2 separate regions of the Homo sapiens genome follow, and region 2 is linked to region 1. A link is a loop called in an ENCODE intact Hi-C map of the cell type or tissue named here. Cell type or tissue: IMR-90. All regions are shown on one strand. Each heading gives the region's core, and the rest is flanking DNA. Links, peaks and the distances in the headings are about the cores only.

Region 1 (8,902 bases), core at 692-8,691:
CGCGCCTGCAATCCCAGGCACTCGGCAGGCTGAGGCAGGAGAATCAGGCAGGGAGGTTGCAGTGAGCCGAGATGGCGGCAGCACAGTCCAGCCTCGGCTCGGCATCAGAGGGAGACCGTGGAGAGAGAGGGAGAGAGAGAAGGAGACTGGGGAGAGGGAGAGGGAGACCGGGGAGAGGGAGAGGGAGACCGGGGAGAGGGAGAGGGCTGTTTCTCACTTTTACAAAAGTTTTTTTCCCTTCTGGGAAGTTGGGGCTATCCCACTCCACAGAGGCCTCCTACAAAGGACAGGTCCCCAAGAGAGAAGAGGGTCGCCATCCAGGTACCAAGTCTGATTCCTGTGCCTCCTCACCTAGGACCATGCCAATTCCTCCAGGCAGCGGAGCCAGTTGGTCAGAGGAGGTGGGGAAGGCCTGATGCCAGAGAGTTTCCTGGGTAAACTGAGGCTCACTGCCTTTTTTTTTTGAGGACTTGCCTGCCAGGGCAGAAGCCTTCCAGTGGCCCTGAACTGAGAGTGGAGGCAGCTGGGTCCCTCCTTTGTTGCCCTTTCACCGCTTCCTCCAGCCTGCGTTGCAACTCTGTGAGGAAAAGCTTGGCAAGGGGATGGTAAAGGTTTGACGTCACCAGCCCAGTGAGCATTTGACCGTTACCATGGGAAGGTCAGGCCAGGGCCAGCTCTTTTCGTATTGACTTTGGTTTCCTTCCTCTTGGGTCTCTTTCACTGATCATCCCACTCTTGTTATTCGGGGCTGTCCTCGAGTTTTAATTTACTTATGCTCAAATACCTTGGCTCTGTATTCTTATTGAAATAAGATACACTCATGTGCTCCCACCCTTCACTTCTCCATGGCATGTCTGTGTCTTGGAACATTTTGAAACATGATGGTTATTCCATTAATTAAAAAAAGAAGAAGGAATAGCTGCCACATGTTAAACTCTGCTTCACAAATGAGTCTGAGGAGAAGAGAATGGTATCTTCAAGCCCAGGTAGAGTAATTCTCATCCTACAGCTGACCCAAGGAGCAGCACTGAAGATCAGCAAGGCGAGCCACTCTGACTGGCAGGCAGGTGGCCCCTTCCCTCTGTCCATAGCAGGCCTGAGAGTCACACTGTGGAGGAGAGGGGCGACCTGCCTGCCCTCTTCATCGCCAGTACCACCACTGCTTCTCTCTTTAGCCAAGTTTCTCCCCGTGCCCTGCCTTGTGGAGATCTTCCAATGCGTCCTAAGTCTCTTCCCCAAGAAGACGATGTTGGCTGCTAGCTGCCAAGAGGTGGGGGCTGGGAGCTGGGGGCTGGGGTTAGTGTCTGTGCATAAGGCCACAGCTGCATTGTGCAGGTGGCTGGGACCTCCAGTTTAAAAAGTTTATTTATAGATCACTGTCGAGTTCAGACTTGTCTATAAATGTGAAATGCTCATTCCATGCCCAGGCCCATGCCTGGTTTAGAGCAATTGAAACGAAAAACAAATTTAAAAAGTTAATTTAAAAATTTCAGCTTTACTTAAAATTATTAACATGCACAATTTGTTTTTAAAATAGAGGTGCTCTGGGCATGCTGTCCTAGTTAGCTGTTGGGTTAAGTTGTACTAATGCATAGGTGTTTACCTTTTGGGGTGTGAAAAGGTTGATTAGGGAAGCTGCCCCCGTAGGTCTGCTAGCCACCTTTGCTCCTGTTAAATTAGATCTCTGAAAAATGCTTAGTTCTCAGCACAGGGCCCAGCCTGCAATGTCAGCCCAGGCCCCAGCGTGTGCATTATCATATACTATTATTATTGCCACACAGGCAGGCCCGCCTCTCTGAAGCTGTGTTGCTGAGGATGAAATGTCAGAATTGAGGCTGCACTCAAGCCAGGGCATATTTCCTGATTGCTCTGTATTCACAAATATGTGTCCGTCAAGTCACAGAGCACTTCCTGACGGACACCTCAATGGCCTTCTGTGCTGGAGGTGGACGTGATCTGAAGGCTGTGCCGCAGCCTCATATGGGCTGTCCCTCCCAGGGAGGACCTGCACCCCAAGCCCCCTCCTCTGGCCACAGCCTTTGAGCTGAAGGAGAGTGGTGATGCAGCGGGAGGCACTTTTGCGGGGCTCGTCATGGTTTTTCAATGGGTTGATCTGTTGACCAAAACTCTGGAGACATCTTAGATCCCCTTCTGTTACCACAAGAGGGTGTTTTAAAACAACCTTGCAAGTTCTCATAACTAAATACACTTAAATTTCCATTTGCTCTAAAACCAAGGCAGCATGTCACACGCAGAGTGGGCACAGTGCAGTGGAAAGGCTGACCTCACAGAGGGTGACCAGCAGCCGCACAGGCGGGACAGTCGCCCTCAGCGTTCATTCTCCGTGTTCTTGGCCCCCTGACTCAGCCCTCCCTTGGTTTATGGTGAGTGTTTAATGTCCACCTTCACTTCTAGACGTACGGGTGGGACTTTTCTGTCTTGTTCACCTCTGTGTCCCCAGCTGGTGCCTGACAACTAGTAGGTGCCCAGCACAAAGTTGTGAACAGACTAAATGGATGGGTGCTATTTTATATTTAATGGTTTAGAAATGCTTGTGAATGGAGTTTAAATTAAAAAAAAATCAAAATTGATTTAGAGAAATTGAGCTTGATTATATTAAAAAAAAAAACAAAAACAACAAAAAAAGCAACCCTCCTCACACCCCTCATCAAGCGCACACACACCTTGAAAAAGGGCGGGAATGCCAAGATGTTAACTGTGCTTGTTTACTGATGGTCAAACTAGGGATGGATTTTCCATGCTTTTTGAAAGTAATTTTTAATGTTTTCCAAACTGTCATCAATACATGTATATTGCCTTTATTCCATGGCAAATAAATGCAAAGTAAACAGAAAAATCAAATCTTTCACTTTTTCTTTTCTGAATCACAAAAATCCAGTAAGTTGGGTGGGAGAGCAGGGCCCTCAATGGTGGGGAGCACCTGTCCTAGGTCACCTGTGTTATGTGACTTAGGGGGTGAATAAATGTATTTTTTTGTTTTTGGTCATGCTCTGTAATCAAGTGTGCAGCTTGGATCAGGCCAGTAAGAAACTCAGCAATGTCAAAAGCGGGCACAGGGATTCCACCACTGCTGCCTGGCCATGCGCGTGGTCTACTCCAGTCATGCAAGTTTGGTTCTTTGCTCTCATGATGGTTAGTTTTACATGTGAATTTGTGTGGGTCGCAGGACACTCTTGGATGTGTCTGTGGGGTGTTTCAGAATGAGGTTAGTATTTGAATCAGTGACTCTGTCAGGGAGACCTCTCTCCCCAGTGTGGGTGGTGCCATTCAATCCACTGAGGGCCTGAACAGAACACAAGACAGAGGAAGGAGGAACTTGCCTCTTTTCTACCTCACTGCTTTAGCTGGGGCATCTCAACTCATTTTCTCCACCCTCGGCCTGGGATGTATATCATTAGCTCTCTGGGTTCTCAGGCCTTGGGACTCGGTCTGAATTACACCACTGGGTCTCCAGCTTGTTGATGGCAGATCATGGAGTTTCTCAGGTTCCATAATGTGTGAGCCAATACCTCAGAATAAATCACACACACACGCACACACACACACACACACACACACACGTACATGTATTCACTGTTTCTTTGTGTAGCCTCAGATTTGCAGTGGAACATAATGATAGACTTGGTGTCTTAGCCACAATCCATTTGGAGTGAAAACCTAAGGCAGGCAGAAATCAAATGGATGCAGCACAGGCGAGCGCCCAAGTTGGGGCTTAGCCCAGGAGGGTTCTTGGTGTCACTCAGGAAAGAATTCATGTGTGAGCTGGAGGTGTCAGACAGCAACTTTTATTGAAGCGGCAGTGTACAGCAGCAGCAGAGGAACTGCTCCTTGCAGAGCAGGGCTACCCATAGGCAGTGTGCCCGCAGAAGCAGCTCAGGGGAAGTTCAGCAGTTATAGTTATACCCACTTTTAATTACATGCAAATTAAGGGGAGGATTATGCAGAAATGTTTAGAAAAAGGGTGGTAACTTCTGGGTCATTGCCCTGGAAAGGGTTGATAACTTCCAGGTGTTGCCATGGCAGTGGTAAACTGACATGGCAGTGGTGGGCATGTCTTATGGAGAGGTACTTTAGCCTCTTACCTGTCTCAGCCAGTCTTTAATCTGGTCTGGAGTCCAAGCCCTGCCTTCAGAGTCGAGTCCCACTGCCTACCTCAAAACTGGACAAGGAAGTTTCAAAAATCTGAGGAGAAACAACCCCTGTCAGGCATATTTCATGAATGCCATCAACAGGACCACATTGGATACTACAGCTAAAGTCTTATGGCTAAAGTCCTCAGAGCTTCATGTGCTTCCAGAAGGGCCATTCCATAGAATTCCTTCGTTCCTCAGGCTGACGGTCTAGAGCTGGTATTGGAGAGAGCTGGGCAGGCTGGTGCCCTCTGGGCCCAGGGCTGTGATTTCTGCAGTGCCTTGGCCTCTGCCTGTGTGAGCCTCTGTTCTCCTCTGTGGAATGCAGGTCACAGAGCCTGCCCTGCAAGACTGTTAAGAGTCAGCAAGGGGCTCCACACTCCATGGTTTTCTTACTTCCTTTTCCTTCCTAGATAGGGCTGGTATCCACCTCCCTGATTTTAAGAGGTTTCCTTGTCCTCTCTCCTCTGCTCTCTTTTCCTTTCATTTTAAAGTACCTTTATAACTTTTCAGCAAAAGTTTTCTTATCACCGCTTAATGTTGTCCTTTTGGGCTTAGGGATATCTTAACAGAATTTCCTGGATCAGCTGTTTCTTTTAAGACATAAAAATCGCAAATTAATTACATTTATTTGGTGCCTACTGTGTGCCTTTGCCTGTAATATGTATACCAGTGAGAAATAGAAAAGAATTAGAAGCTGATGCTGATACGGTTTGGCTCTCTGTCCCCACCCAAATCTTATATTGCAGCTCCCATAATTCCCACGTGTTGTGGGAGGGACCCGGTGGTAGATGATTGAATCATGGGGGCGGGTCTTTCCCATGCTATTCTTCTGATAGTGAATGGGTCTCACGAGATCTGATGGTTTTAAAAACGGGAGTTTCCCTGCACAGTCTCTCCATTTGTCTGCTGCCATTCATGTAAAACGTGACATGCTCCTCCTTGCCTTCTGCCATGATCGTGAGGCTTCCCCTGCCATGTGGAACTGTAAGTCCAATTGAATCTCTTTCTTTTATAAATTGCCCAGTCTTGGGTATATCTTTATCAGCAGTGTGAAAATGGACCAATACAGATGCTTTTCAAAAAAAGGGTTTACTTCTTTATTTTCTTTACCATAGTGAGTGCCTGAAATTAATAACATTTTAATAAACCTTTGTTTCAGTAGAATCTTGTCTATACCTAATACTGTTGCCATTATAACCACCACCACCACCATCACCACCACCATCAGCTCCACCATCATCACCACTGGTACTGCTAATGCTGCTGTCACCATCATTGCTGCCACTAATATCACCAGTACTGCCAGCACTACCACTAACACCACCGTCACCACCACCATGACTACTAATATCACCATTACTGCCGTCACTACCAATGACACAACCATCAACACTACCATGAATACTAACAACACCATCATGGCCACTGTTACCAGTAACACCACCATCACCATCACCACCATCATTGCAGTTATACCACCATCAATGGTCATCACCACTACTATTACCATCATCACCACCATCACCTGTATCAACATTACCATCACCACCACCAATCCCATCAGCATAACATTACTACTACTACCGCCCCCCCAAGATCCCTGCCATCACTGTCACTACCACCGCTACCACTAACACCACTGTCACCTTTACCTCAGTCCCAACATCACCATCACCATCATCATCTCTACTACAATCACTCACCACCACTACAATGATCATCACCACCTCTGTTGCCATCACAACCACTACCATCACCTCCATCATAATCCCCATCACCACCACCAGCAGCATCCTCACCACCCTCATCCCACATGTGGACCACACTCAGAGCAGAGGTTTTCAGATTACACTTGTAAAACCTTCTTCAGTCTGAGACAAGCCCCATGATTTGTTTCTCATATTGCAGTTTCTCATAAAATTCCACCTGAAGAAAGAGTTCGAGACCTTAAAGACTACTTTAAAACCCTGCCTGCACAGTGCTTCATCACACTTTCTCACACACGCATACATGTTTTCTGGGGAGCATTTATGAAGATGTAAATGTGCTGTCTGAGGAGGGTGCACAGTGAAGGGGGAAGCACCATAGATTTGTGTCATTAGAGAGCAGGGTCACCTTGGGTGCCATGGGGAGAGGCCAGGCTTCACACTCCTGGGCTAGCATCACAGAAGGAAGGTGGAAGGAAGTGATAAGGGAAGAGAAACTTGAAGGCAGCAGAGTCAAATATTGCTTTTATTTCCAAGGCATATTAAGGATGAGATGGGTTAGTTTAAGTTTAGGAAGAGGAGTGGAGGAGGCTGTGAGATTTTTGCAGGGCTCAGTGTGAGGACAGGCATTCCCCACCAGCCTGCAGCCCCCTGCTGGGTCACTCCACCTGATGCCAGGACCAGGCGGGCTCTCCTGGGAGGCTTCTCTCTCCACGCTTATTTCTGGCCTATCTCATCTTTGCAGGCAATGGCATGAGTTTTGTCTTTTTTGGATCAGAAGTATTGGAGAGCCTTATTGAATAATTCTGTCCCTTTAGATTTTACTCTCTGTGGAAAAAGACATATTAATACTTTCACTAGATACATAGTATATCATGCTTTGATAAATCCAGCACCGAAACAGACCTGAGACATACAAACAGGTCCAGTACTAATGACAGTTCCTTCATTTATTTACTCAACAGTGATTTCTTTGCCCGACTATGTCAGATGTGGAAACACTGTGAGGTGGGGGTGGCTTTTCCAGCGTTCCAGAAGCTAGCTGAAGTTTGCTTCCCTTTTCCGCTCTGAGGGGCAACTCGATGGGAGTAGGGGTAGGAGTGGGGAACCTGAGGCAGGAGAGGGGTGTATTATGAGAGAACCAGGCTCCAGGGTAGACTTCTGGGGTGCAAGCTGACATGCCTCCCGGTGGGCAGGTGGTGGTGGGCACAGAGGGCCGGCTGTGAGGCAGAGGGGAGTGGGGGCTGCGGGGAATGTGGAACACATGCCCATCTCAATGGAACAAAGCACTGAGGTCTAGCCAAGTTTTGCCATGAGAAAAGGAGGGCCCATTGTTGCTAGATTTTCTGATCTTTTTTTTCCAAGAGAAGCTGGAATCGAAACTTTTTAAATGCAAAAATGCTTCATTTTTAAATGTCGATAACTCCTTGCATTAACAAAAATCATAACCATGAGGTCAAACAAACACATTTAGGAATAGTATCTGTTCTCCAGATAGCCAGTTTGCCTTCTCTGTTCTATCCAGTAAAGGATTTCCAGTCTCCAAGTGAACACACAGAAAAAAACATTGGAGTATCTATGGCTAAAGAAGACTTACTTAGCAAAGAACCATTTTCCCTCCATTGGCATATTTTTGAGAATCTACTGGGGAAGAGCCCTGGTTTGAGATGGTTCTGGTGGGCTGGGATGTTCAAGACCCCTTTCCCGGGGCCAGGAAGCAGTTTGTGGTCAGGTCACTGGTCGTGGAGTGAGGGGACCTGGATTTTAAGCATGACCAATGCTAATCAATCATTCCTTTCCCAGCCACCCGTTTATTACCTGTGAAATGAGAGAAATGAATTGGGCTTGGAATTTCAAAATGAGTATGGGTGTGTGTGTGTTTAATATTCTTACTCAAAACTACTCAAAAAAAAAATGCAGCGAAAGAAGCAGATGAGTGAAGATCATCTGCAGTTTAGGGGAAGGGAGGGTCTGCAGCCTCATGCCTGTGCCTCCCCAGGCCCTGGAAGAATGTGCCAACCTCTGGCCTGTCTTTTCCAGATCCTTTGTGCTGAATTTATTTTTCTTTATGCTCATCTCAGAGCCAAACTTTTGGGGATATAAATTTGGTCAGATGCCTTTAAGGAGGAGAACTTGGCCAGAGCAGATTCTCACTTTAAAAAAGGATAGTGGAAAATCCAGACCTCAAGACATTTTATCCGCCAAAACATAAAGTGTATTTTTCTGGTGAGTTGGAACTCCCACTTCAACTAAGAAAAGAAATATAGCCTAAAGGAATCTTCAGAAACAGGAGATACTGTCTTGAAGTAAGCATGGGTCCAGGTACTGCTTGGCTACCGTTAGTTAGTGAAAGATCACAATTTCAGTCCTTAGGACGCTGATGGAAAAATCGAGATGGATTACATCCTGCCCAGCGCACAGGACCCTAGGGAGTGATGGTTGTCATCTGTCTAGTTCCTCCTGCTGTGTGTTTGGCCTTCGTAAGAGCAGCGACCACCAACAGTGATGTGAAGTGTGGAGACTAAACTTTGGAAGGATGGAAAGAGCCAGCAGAGGGAGACGGCATTTGGAATGACTTAATGCCGTGTTCTCAGGCAGTGTTCTCACAGGGGTGCTGTCTGTCACTCTGTAAACATGCACGTTTGTGGAACTAAAATCCAAGCAAAGAGCCTCTGAACAGTTGTAAGGGAGTTGATAACAGCTATCTTGAGCTGCAGATACATTATCTCATTGAGTCCTCATAACGACCCTTTGAACAAATAATTTGACAGATGTCACAGATGAGACTCCAGGATCACAGAGCAGCAGAAGTGGTGGGGTTGGAGCCCTTCACCCCGTCTGTTTTCCAGACCATGCTCAACCCTATTGGTGTTCGTAAGAAGCCAATTCCTGCCTGTCCCACTGATGTGTAGGATTTGTGAAGGGCCCTGGGCATCCTTGTCCTTAGTGCTGCCTACAGAAGCCTTGCTTCCTTGGGGATGAATGTAGAGTCAAAGCATAGCCGAGTCGGCCTCCAAGGTTGCTGCCCTGCCCTCGCTGCTG
Region 2 (8,902 bases), core at 230-8,229, 170 kb after region 1:
TAGGGACATGCAAATTAAAGCTATGAGGAGACACCATGACTCACATGTTAGAGCAGCTAAACTAAAAATACTGACAATACCAGCAGGGGAAAGGATGAGGATCAACTGGTCTCTCATGCATACATTGCTGGCGGAAATGCAAAATGGATTGTATGGTCACTTTGGAGAAAGTTTGACAGTTTCTTATAAGGGTAAGCATACAGTTACCATATCACCCAGCAGTAAATTAACTATTTACTTTAGACAAAAGAAAAACTTACATCCATACAAAAACATGTACACAAATGTTTACAGCAGTTGTGTTTGTCACAGCCAATGTGGAAAACAAAACAAATTTCCCTCAACAGGTGAATGGATGAACAACCTATGGTATATCCATACAATGGAATAGTTCTCAGACATCAAAATAAATAAAATCCCACAACATCACCAAAGGAGACTTTAGTTTCATCTGTAATGTTTTAAGGTTTTAAGTAGACAGACTATTTTCATGTTCTATTTGTTGTTGAGTTTTTAAAATTGATGTTTCTTTTATTACAAAGTATGAAAACTACAAGAGCATACCTCCGTGCCTGGTCAATGTCCTGTCATGTAGATAGATTCTCCCTCACCATAGCCAAACCCTCTCTTTGAGCAGTAGGTTCTAGCCTTCTTTCTACCCCACCAAATTCCTTCTCATTCTCTCTTGCATCATCAATTTTTCTCTTTCTACCAAATTATTTCTATCAACAAGTACACGGATGGGCTATTATTTTTCCCATCTTAACAAATAAGGAAATCTCTCTTGACCTCATTTCCCCCTCCAGCTATAGCTTTATTTCTAGAAAGCAGTGTCTGTTCTGTCTTCAATTTCTTTCCCCTTTCTCTCCTCACTCAATTCAGAGTTTCACCCCCTCTTCCCCAGCAAATCCTTTTTTTTGCCAAATCCATGTATACTTTTCTGTCTCCACCTTACATGACCTTTCAGCAGTGATTATGCAGGTGATCAGTCTCTCCTCCTTGAAGCACCTTCTTCACTTGCCCTTGAAGGTCCTACACTCTCCAGGCTTCCCTTCCACCTCACCAGCCCTTACTTCCCCCACTCCCATCTTTGCTGGCTCCTCCTCACTCCCTGACCTCTTAAAGCTGCAGGGCAGGGCTCAGTTCTTGCTTTCTTTTTCTACGTTCATTTCTGTGGTGAACTCATGCAATTTCCTAACTTTACAGACTACATTAGATCCAATTTAAGATGTCCTCAATTATAAGATGCACCATTAAGTTAAAGTTCCACTAAGGAAGAAGAAAGCACTGCCAATTAAACTCTTTTCAAACTCTTTTTTTTTTTTTTTTTATATGGCTCTGTCATCCAGGCTGGAGTGCAGTGACAGTCTTGGGTCACTGCAACCTCCACCTCTCAGGTTCAAGCGATTCTCCTGCCTCAGCCTCCCCAGTAGCTGGGATTACAGGTACTCACCACCATGCCCGGCAAATATTTGTATTTTTAAGTAGAGACAGGGTTTCACCATGTTGGCCAGGCTGGTCTCGATCACCTGACCTTGTGATCCACCCACCTCGGCCTCCCAAAGTGCTGAGATTACAGGTGTGAGCCACTGAGCCCAGCTGCCAATCAAACTCTTACATCCTATCATCCCAATTTCAGATGTCTCTTTGTTCTCAGAGTCCCTAAACTGCTCTGGAGTGAGTGATGATGCTTCTCCTTCCCAGCACCCCTCTTGGGGAACAGGGTTCGCACCCTTCCTTCTATCTCTTTCCTTCTAACTCTCTTCATCACCCAGCCTGTGGAATCCTTATATGAGCTTGGGATGGTATCGCCTGTTTCTACACCTAGCTTTGCCACATATGGTTGGGCACATCACAACTTGTATGGATTTACTCCATTGGGTTGTGCAGTATATAACCTGTACAACTATACATTGTTGCCTGACTTCACCCATTCCTCCAAGGTTTTTTATTTTTCTCTTTATAATACTGTCTTAGTCTATTTTTTGTTGCTATAACTGAACACCTGAGGCTGACTAGTTTATAAAGAAGATAAATTTATTTTTAGCAATTCTGGAGTCTGGGAAGTCCAAGGTTGAGGGGCTGCAACTGGTGAGGGGCTTCTTACTGGTAGGGACTCTCTGCAGAGTCCTGAGATGGCTCAGGGCAACACACGGTGAGAGGACCCACCAGAGACGGCCAAAGTGGCTTTCATATGAGACCCACTTTTGTGATAACCCATTAATCCATTAATTTATGAATGGGTCCATTCATGAGAGCAGAGCCCTCATGACCCAATCATCTCCGAAAGGCCCCACCTCTCATATTGCTCCATTGGTATCCAAGTTTCCAACACATCAACTTCTGAGGAACACATTTAAACTACAGCAAATACCTTGTCCTGAACTTTTGAAACTTTAAAGCAAGAAGGAGACTCTTTAGTTCTGTGCATTCTTCCCTGTTATTTCTTGCCTGAGGCAATCGCTGTAGCCTTGGGGTTTTTGCTCCAGTTGGGCACCCCTGAGCTTACCACGGTGGCTAGAAAAAACATGCCCTTACTGACATAGGCCTGGGAGCCCATCTAGGAGCCATTCACAGTGGCAAGGGGTGGCCCTTATTTTGCATAGCCAATGAGAAGACTCCCCTGGCTATGAGGGTGGAGTCCATCTTAACCAAATGTCAAGGTTGCTGCCAATGGAGGAGGAATGGAATGAATGTGGGGGAACCCATTGGGTCTACTCCACAGGGTCAAAGGCAGGGATAGTGTTACTGGGATGAAAGAGACTTGAGCCTGTGTTTAGGTCTACAGACAGGAAGCGATTAAAGACGTTGGAGGAAAGAGCCTAAATTTGGTTAGGAGCAAAATCCTAGAGAACAAATGAGGTGTACGGGGGAGGGTCTAGATTTGAAATGAGGGCATGAAACTTCTCCTGGATGGAGGATGATGAAGAGACCTGCTATGAAGGTGTAAGTGAAGGAAGGGATGTGAGGGCCTCTAACAGTCTTGTGTCCTCCAGGTAGGAGGAGCAGCGCAGCTGGAGATATTGGTAGTGTGGACAGCTTCATGGTACTTTCTGGGAAGTGTCCAATGTGTAATTTTAATTGGCTCTTTTCATTAAATAGAATTGATATTATTTTAAGAGACAGATCACTTGAAAATTAGGATTTTGATTCACTTCTCAAATGAAGAGAAAGTGCCTTTGCCTCATGTATGTGTGCAGAATTTGGGAGAATACATCATGAGCTCAGGGAATGTGTGTGCGAAGATGTTTAAAAAGTCACTTGTGGGAATTTGCCTGGCTTGGTGGTTAGGAATGTGGACTCTGAAGCCAGGAGGCCTGGGCTCACATCCAGGCTTTGCAGCCTTGGGAAGGCTCCTGAACACCTCTGTTTCTTTGCTAAAAAGTGGGCAGGATATCACTATTTTTGGTATAGACCTACCGGAAGGATCAGAAGACTTAATACCTGTGTGTGTTTTGGAGAGTTATTGGCACATATTAGATAGTTTTACTGTGAATCATCATTATTTATAATAATTCTCTGACATGCTGGAATGTACACTGTCTTTAGAAATGAAATTTGTTTTGTTTTCCTAATTTCGTGCAACCTACATTTTTCCAGTGCTATTTTCTTTGGGGAAAGAGCATGCAGATGTTCCGTGTTTTCAATGTAGCGGTGTATAAAATGTCATCATTGTTTCCTTTCTGGTGGAATATTCAGAGCCAGCTTAAAGATAATCTACTCCAGAAAGTTCCATATTAGCAATTATGTGGGGGCTGGTGCTCATATGCCTCAATGAATGATTTATTTATTAGTATATTGGGAATGGCCTCCCTCTTCTCACACTAGCACCTTTTCCCCACTTTCCAGCCCATTTCCAAATGAGAAGGGCTGAAGTCAATCAGGAATTAAGATTTAGCATTTGTGGGATTATCTTCGAATGCGACACTGGGGGGGACACAGTTTCACTCACTCTCCATGGTGGCAGTCCAAATTGCTCTTTCGGGACCCTGGCTGTGTCTAAAGCCTCAGAATGATCCAGAAGGCTCCTATAACAGTGCCACTGTGGAAGAAACCACTTCTAATATGGCAGGAAGGTGTGGCCCTGCTTGGAGCCCATGTTTTCTAACTATTTCACGTTTCTTTCTTTCATCCCTGGTGTTATTTTTTGAAATTAATTTTTATTTTCAGTTCTCCTAGGAATTAATGAGTTAACTTAATAAAAGTAAAAGTCTTCATAAAGAAGGTAAAGGCTGGCTTTCCACATAGAGAACAAACATAACAACCCACATCCTCTGCAGAGCTCCTGGTCAATGCATTCTTCTAGTGGGGCTGCCACGCCCCTGGGGCCTCAGGCAAGCAAGCCCCTTGTGGATGACAGGGGCTGGGCTCAAAGCAGTCTCTGGGGCTGTGCCTCCTTCCTGTTCTCCACTCTTCTCTAAAGGAAATGCACTGCAATGAATTGCACAATACAGACATTCCTAAATTCTGGAAAACCAGCAGGCTTTGAACTCTCCTGGGGGAAAAAAACCATAAAACACAAAACTGCAAGGAATGAGACTATTTGGCCAAATGGCCAATATGCTACAACTTTCATAGGGAACTCACCGCACTTGGTATTGCCTGATGGAAAAAAATGCCCTGAATTTCCCGATAAAAGATTTGAGATGTGGCAAAGGAATAAATATTTTTTCCCTAAGATAAATCTAGCTGTAGGTGAAAACTGGGTCTCATGCCTCGGACAAAATATTATTTCCTTATTTACTCTAAGTCTATATCAGAATATAGCCTACATAGCATCAGGTACTAAGCCAAAAAAGGCTCCAAGGGCACCATTGTTCATCCATGACTTTGACTGTGTCACCCCCCAGAAACCTTGAGTTGGGCAAATGAAATCACAGTAGCCTTTGGTGGCTTCTTGAGCAGCTGCTAAGGATCACATGGATTCTGCTCACACCCAGTGCTTCTCATAATTTAAAAATGCTTGAAGCTGTGGGAGGCTGCCCGGCCCTCTGCATTATTCAAAAGAAAACCAGGAGGCAGCGACAATTCTTGATTCTTGCAGATAAACATTCTCCAACAACTATTAAGAGTTGGATTGCTCTACCTTCATTTAATTCCTTGGTGCTTTACTATTTGAATCTAGAATATTCTTGAAGTCTGAAAGATGGATAGAAAAGAGGTAAGTCATGTAAACTTATAAACAGGGCACGAACCCCGCTAACAGACAGCTTTGAAGAGATGATGATTTTAGATCTTGTGAATTGTTATGTCAGAGGAATACATGCAGAAGAAAACAGGCACCGAAATAGTTATTACCAGAGCAAAGTAAATCTGAACACCTAAAAGAATAAGAAAGTATCTTATGCTTCTCTCTACTCTGAACTGCCTTGAAAAGAGCAAGAATTTCATACATGAGCCTGTAGCACATTACAAAATCTGAGTATGTATTTGAAATTCAAATGCACACAAAGTTCATGCATTTTATTTTCCAGTTGTTCTCAAGACTCCTAAATAAAGCATTTCCCCTGTGTGGGCGACCCCTGGGTCCCATGTGGGGTCAGTGTTTGGGTCTCTCTGAGAGGATCAGGAAGGCTGCTCTTCCAGGAAGGGCTGCAGGGACCCTGGGAACCGGACCAGTCCAGCTCACAAGTATGAAGAGAATGTCGGGAGAGGAAGTGGTGGCTATGAGTCAGCATGAGTCATCTCGTTCCAATGAGAATGAAGGCTGAGGTGTGCGCCTTTTTTTTTTTTCCTTCTTAGTCGTGTGTACATCATTGGGAATGGAGGGAAATAAATGACTGGATGGTCGCTGCTTTTTAAGTTTCAAATTGACATTCCAGACAAGCGGTGCCTGAGCCCGTGCCTGTCTTCAGATCTTCACAGCACAGTTCCTGGGAAGGTGGAGCCACCAGCCTCTCCCTGGTGAGTATGTTTCTGTCATTTTTAGGGTTGCTTCTGCAGTTTGCCTTGGAGTCTGGGCTGTGGGAAAGGCTGCTGCGTCCTGGTGAGGACACTGCGTTTCTTTCAGACTTTGAAGATCTGTCGTTTTAGAAAAGTGGCTGCCTCTGTCACCAGCCCCATGGTTACTGTCCTGTAGTGTGACTGTCAGGAGGTGTTTCTCAGTCCTTCGTTGTAAGAATGTAGATGCCGGTTGCACCTTCTGTTGTCTTGGAAGAGACTGCAGTGCTTGGCTGGAAAATAAGCTGCTCGGGACTCCTCTGAGAAGCCAAAGTGAAGCTCAGAGATGGAAGTGGGTATACTTGTGCTAACCCAGGGTTGCTGAGGTTGGGTGAGCTTCCGCTTCTCAGAGGTGGAGGAGAGGCAGCTCCTGAGCCATTTCTGGCCTCGTGGTCAGAGCTGCCCAATTTCAGTGTGAGAAATACCAGAGAGGCAGAACTTTGGCTGCCTTCTCTAAAAGCATATGAATGATTGCAGGAGCGTATTTTACGTCCTTTCCTTTTCCTTAACGTTGAAAGTCACAAACTGTAGTAAAATCAGGAAGAACGTAAAAATGCTGGGGGCCAGCGCTGGGGGTGGGGGACTGGGGAGGACTGAGGAGGGGGCCACTCAGTCTTTGAGGCCTGACTTGATCTTGATAGGTATTTCTCAGGCTGTTAGTATTCCGATGAAGCTTAGCTTTACTGTCAAGTAAAATACAGGAAACATTTTTTTTTTAATGTTGTTCTAGTTACTGTAAATGAAACGGTTAAAATGTCATAAATACCTTATGATAAACATTTTTCAAATTTGCTTAAAAAGCAACACATCAGTAGGCAGGGTATGACAGGGAGCTTTTTCAGTACAGTCATTTGAGTGTGTGGGCTTCCTGAGTTAATAATGAGTCAGCACCCAATTCTAAAATTGGAGCAGCTAAGAGAATGTTCAATCTGCTCCTCAGCACAGCACGGTGGCTGGCCGGCCCCCCGTAGGAAGGCTTGGCTGGTGGATCTCGGGTTAAAATCGACTTAGGATGCCCCCCTTATGTAAGTGACCAGCTCCCAGCTTGGGTCCCAGCTCCTCTGGGCTTCTGCTGAGAGACCCCCTCTGCTAAGGGATCTGTCTCTGAGGCAGGAGCTAACACATTTGGCTTCCAACCTTTGGCTAATGTTGACGATTTTTAGGTTGTCTTGAGGCAACAGGTTGAACATAGTTTCTGAAATGAAAAATCTAGTGTTTATTAAGGCCAGGGCAGCTGAGGGCTGAGCCTGCATCTGGAGCCTTGAGATGTTCCGCTTGCACGTCACCCTCGCCGAGGGATTGGGCGGGAGAGTCGGTCACCGAGTGAACTTCAAAGTTGGCGCTCTGCATGTGACGTGTAGCGTGGGAAGATTAAGTCAGCTTAAAATGAGAGAACAAGATTCCAAGGAAGAAAACCTCCCCAGAACCTTACTCGTTTATAGATAAAAGAAGATAAATATTGAGAAAATTAAAAAAATAAAACGAAATAGTTGGGCTGCAAACCAGCAGCTCTGGGACCAGATGCAGCCCTGGTGAAGGCATCCCCCACCAGGTTCTGTTTGGCCTGCTCAGGATTGTTTTTTTGTGTTGAGATAACTGTGGGTGGGGTCCACACTCTCCGGATCTCAGGCCCTGTCACACCCTAATGCCACAAAGCTTGGAGAGTGCGATTACAGCGAGGCTCAGAAGCCAGGCTGAGGGCCTGCCAGCCTCGTGGGGCTGCTGTGTGGTCCCCATGGGTTAGCATCTGCCCGGCCGCCGGAACAGGGCCTGGATGGAGAAGGAACTCCATCAGCACTAACTCTGCTAGACTCTCTTATTAATCTGCCCTCTGAAGGCATTTGGGCTTGTGGCCCTTGAGTTAGTTCCATGGCTTTTTCAAGAAAGATCCTGCAGTTCCAATGTGAGCAGCAGTTGTTTCCAAGGCTAACAATTTCACGCCAACTAGAAGCCTCCACAAGTCAGGTGCCAGGCATTTCTAAGCCAGTAGAGCAGCTCCGCTTGTTTCTCTGGGTGAGTCCTCTCAGGGTGAGACCCTGTCTCCTTGTAAGCAGTCGGAGACGTGCCACCTTCATGGAGACGGGAGCCAATCAAAGGCAAACTGCGTTAGACAGCTCTTCCATGCGGTATGGACACCAACATTCGATCATCCTTGTTTCAGAGAAGGTGCCGGGCCCCAGACATGTGCTTATGACTGGGTCCCATGGCCTTCAATCCTTTAAAGGGTTTTAAGGTGGCTGATTTTTATCCCAGACATTGATCATGTTTTTTTTCATGCAGAATTTGGGCAGTTGTCTGGACATTAGGAGTTGAGTCACCTCCTACCCATGAGGAACAAGCCTGTGGGGGGACTGATATTATCACTTCTGTCATCAAGAAATAAGGCCGCAGGCATCCCTGAATATAGAGCATTTATTAATCGAACTGTGAAAATGAAACACAGACAGTGATGACAGCTGGAAGTTGGCCAATGTCCTGTTGTCATATTGCCCTCAGCCTAGGGACTGGCCTGTGGCTCACTGACCCTGTCTCCCACTCTCCACCTCTCATCAGCACCTGGACCTGGTGCACCTGGTCTACCTCATGTCCAGTGTTTTCCGCAGTACCTGACTGGTATCCCCACCCTTGGTTGTTGTGTGGTGAGCTCGTCCCTATGTTGGCAAGTTACTTAATTCCTAGGTGTCCCGCCTTCCTCACTGTAAAATGAGAATAGTCATAGCACGAATGTCATGAATCCTTGTGAAGATTTTATGATTAGCACACGAGTTACAAGGAGACACGATAACTGTTACGTACGTACTCATTCGTTCGGAAATACAACAGACAGCTTAGTATCTCCACCCGGGTCCCTCTGCCCTGTGGGAATCCATAAAGAATTGATTCTCATCCCCCAGAAGTGAGATCCCGCTTGTGTCATCAATTACATGGCATGTTCTGCATTTACAGGACATTTATTTATTAG

The links. A loop is a pair of places that touch in the nucleus more often than their neighbours do. Peaks named below come from ENCODE experiments on the same cell type or tissue, not always from the same donor. Only the 100,000 strongest peaks of a DNase experiment are listed, where the experiment ranks them.
Region 2: a loop joins it to region 1, with 5 times the contacts of the local background. A loop is called at or near these places in 6 of 110 quality-filtered maps.

The regions. Positions count from the first base shown.
Region 1 is chr2:111,663,323-111,672,224 of GRCh38, reverse strand. No RefSeq gene overlaps it. Among named protein-coding and RNA genes, the nearest start is that of MIR4771-2, 100 kb to the left of the region's middle. In IMR-90, for the core only: CTCF peaks have their summits at 2,160 (motif pointing right), 4,520 and 8,418 (motif pointing right); a DNase peak (open chromatin) is centred at 4,534.
Region 2 is chr2:111,491,887-111,500,788 of GRCh38, reverse strand. MIR4435-2HG (MIR4435-2 host gene) reads left to right here and starts at 5,628. Exons shown (of 5, transcript NR_136164.1): 1 at 5,628-5,904. The region is part of intron 1 of SOCAR (serous ovarian cancer associated RNA); the gene reads right to left. RefSeq lists an enhancer at 5,123-6,322. In IMR-90, for the core only: no CTCF peak of the experiment used is centred there; a DNase peak (open chromatin) is centred at 3,278; H3K4me3 peaks cover 1,431 bases; H3K27ac peaks cover 3,792 bases.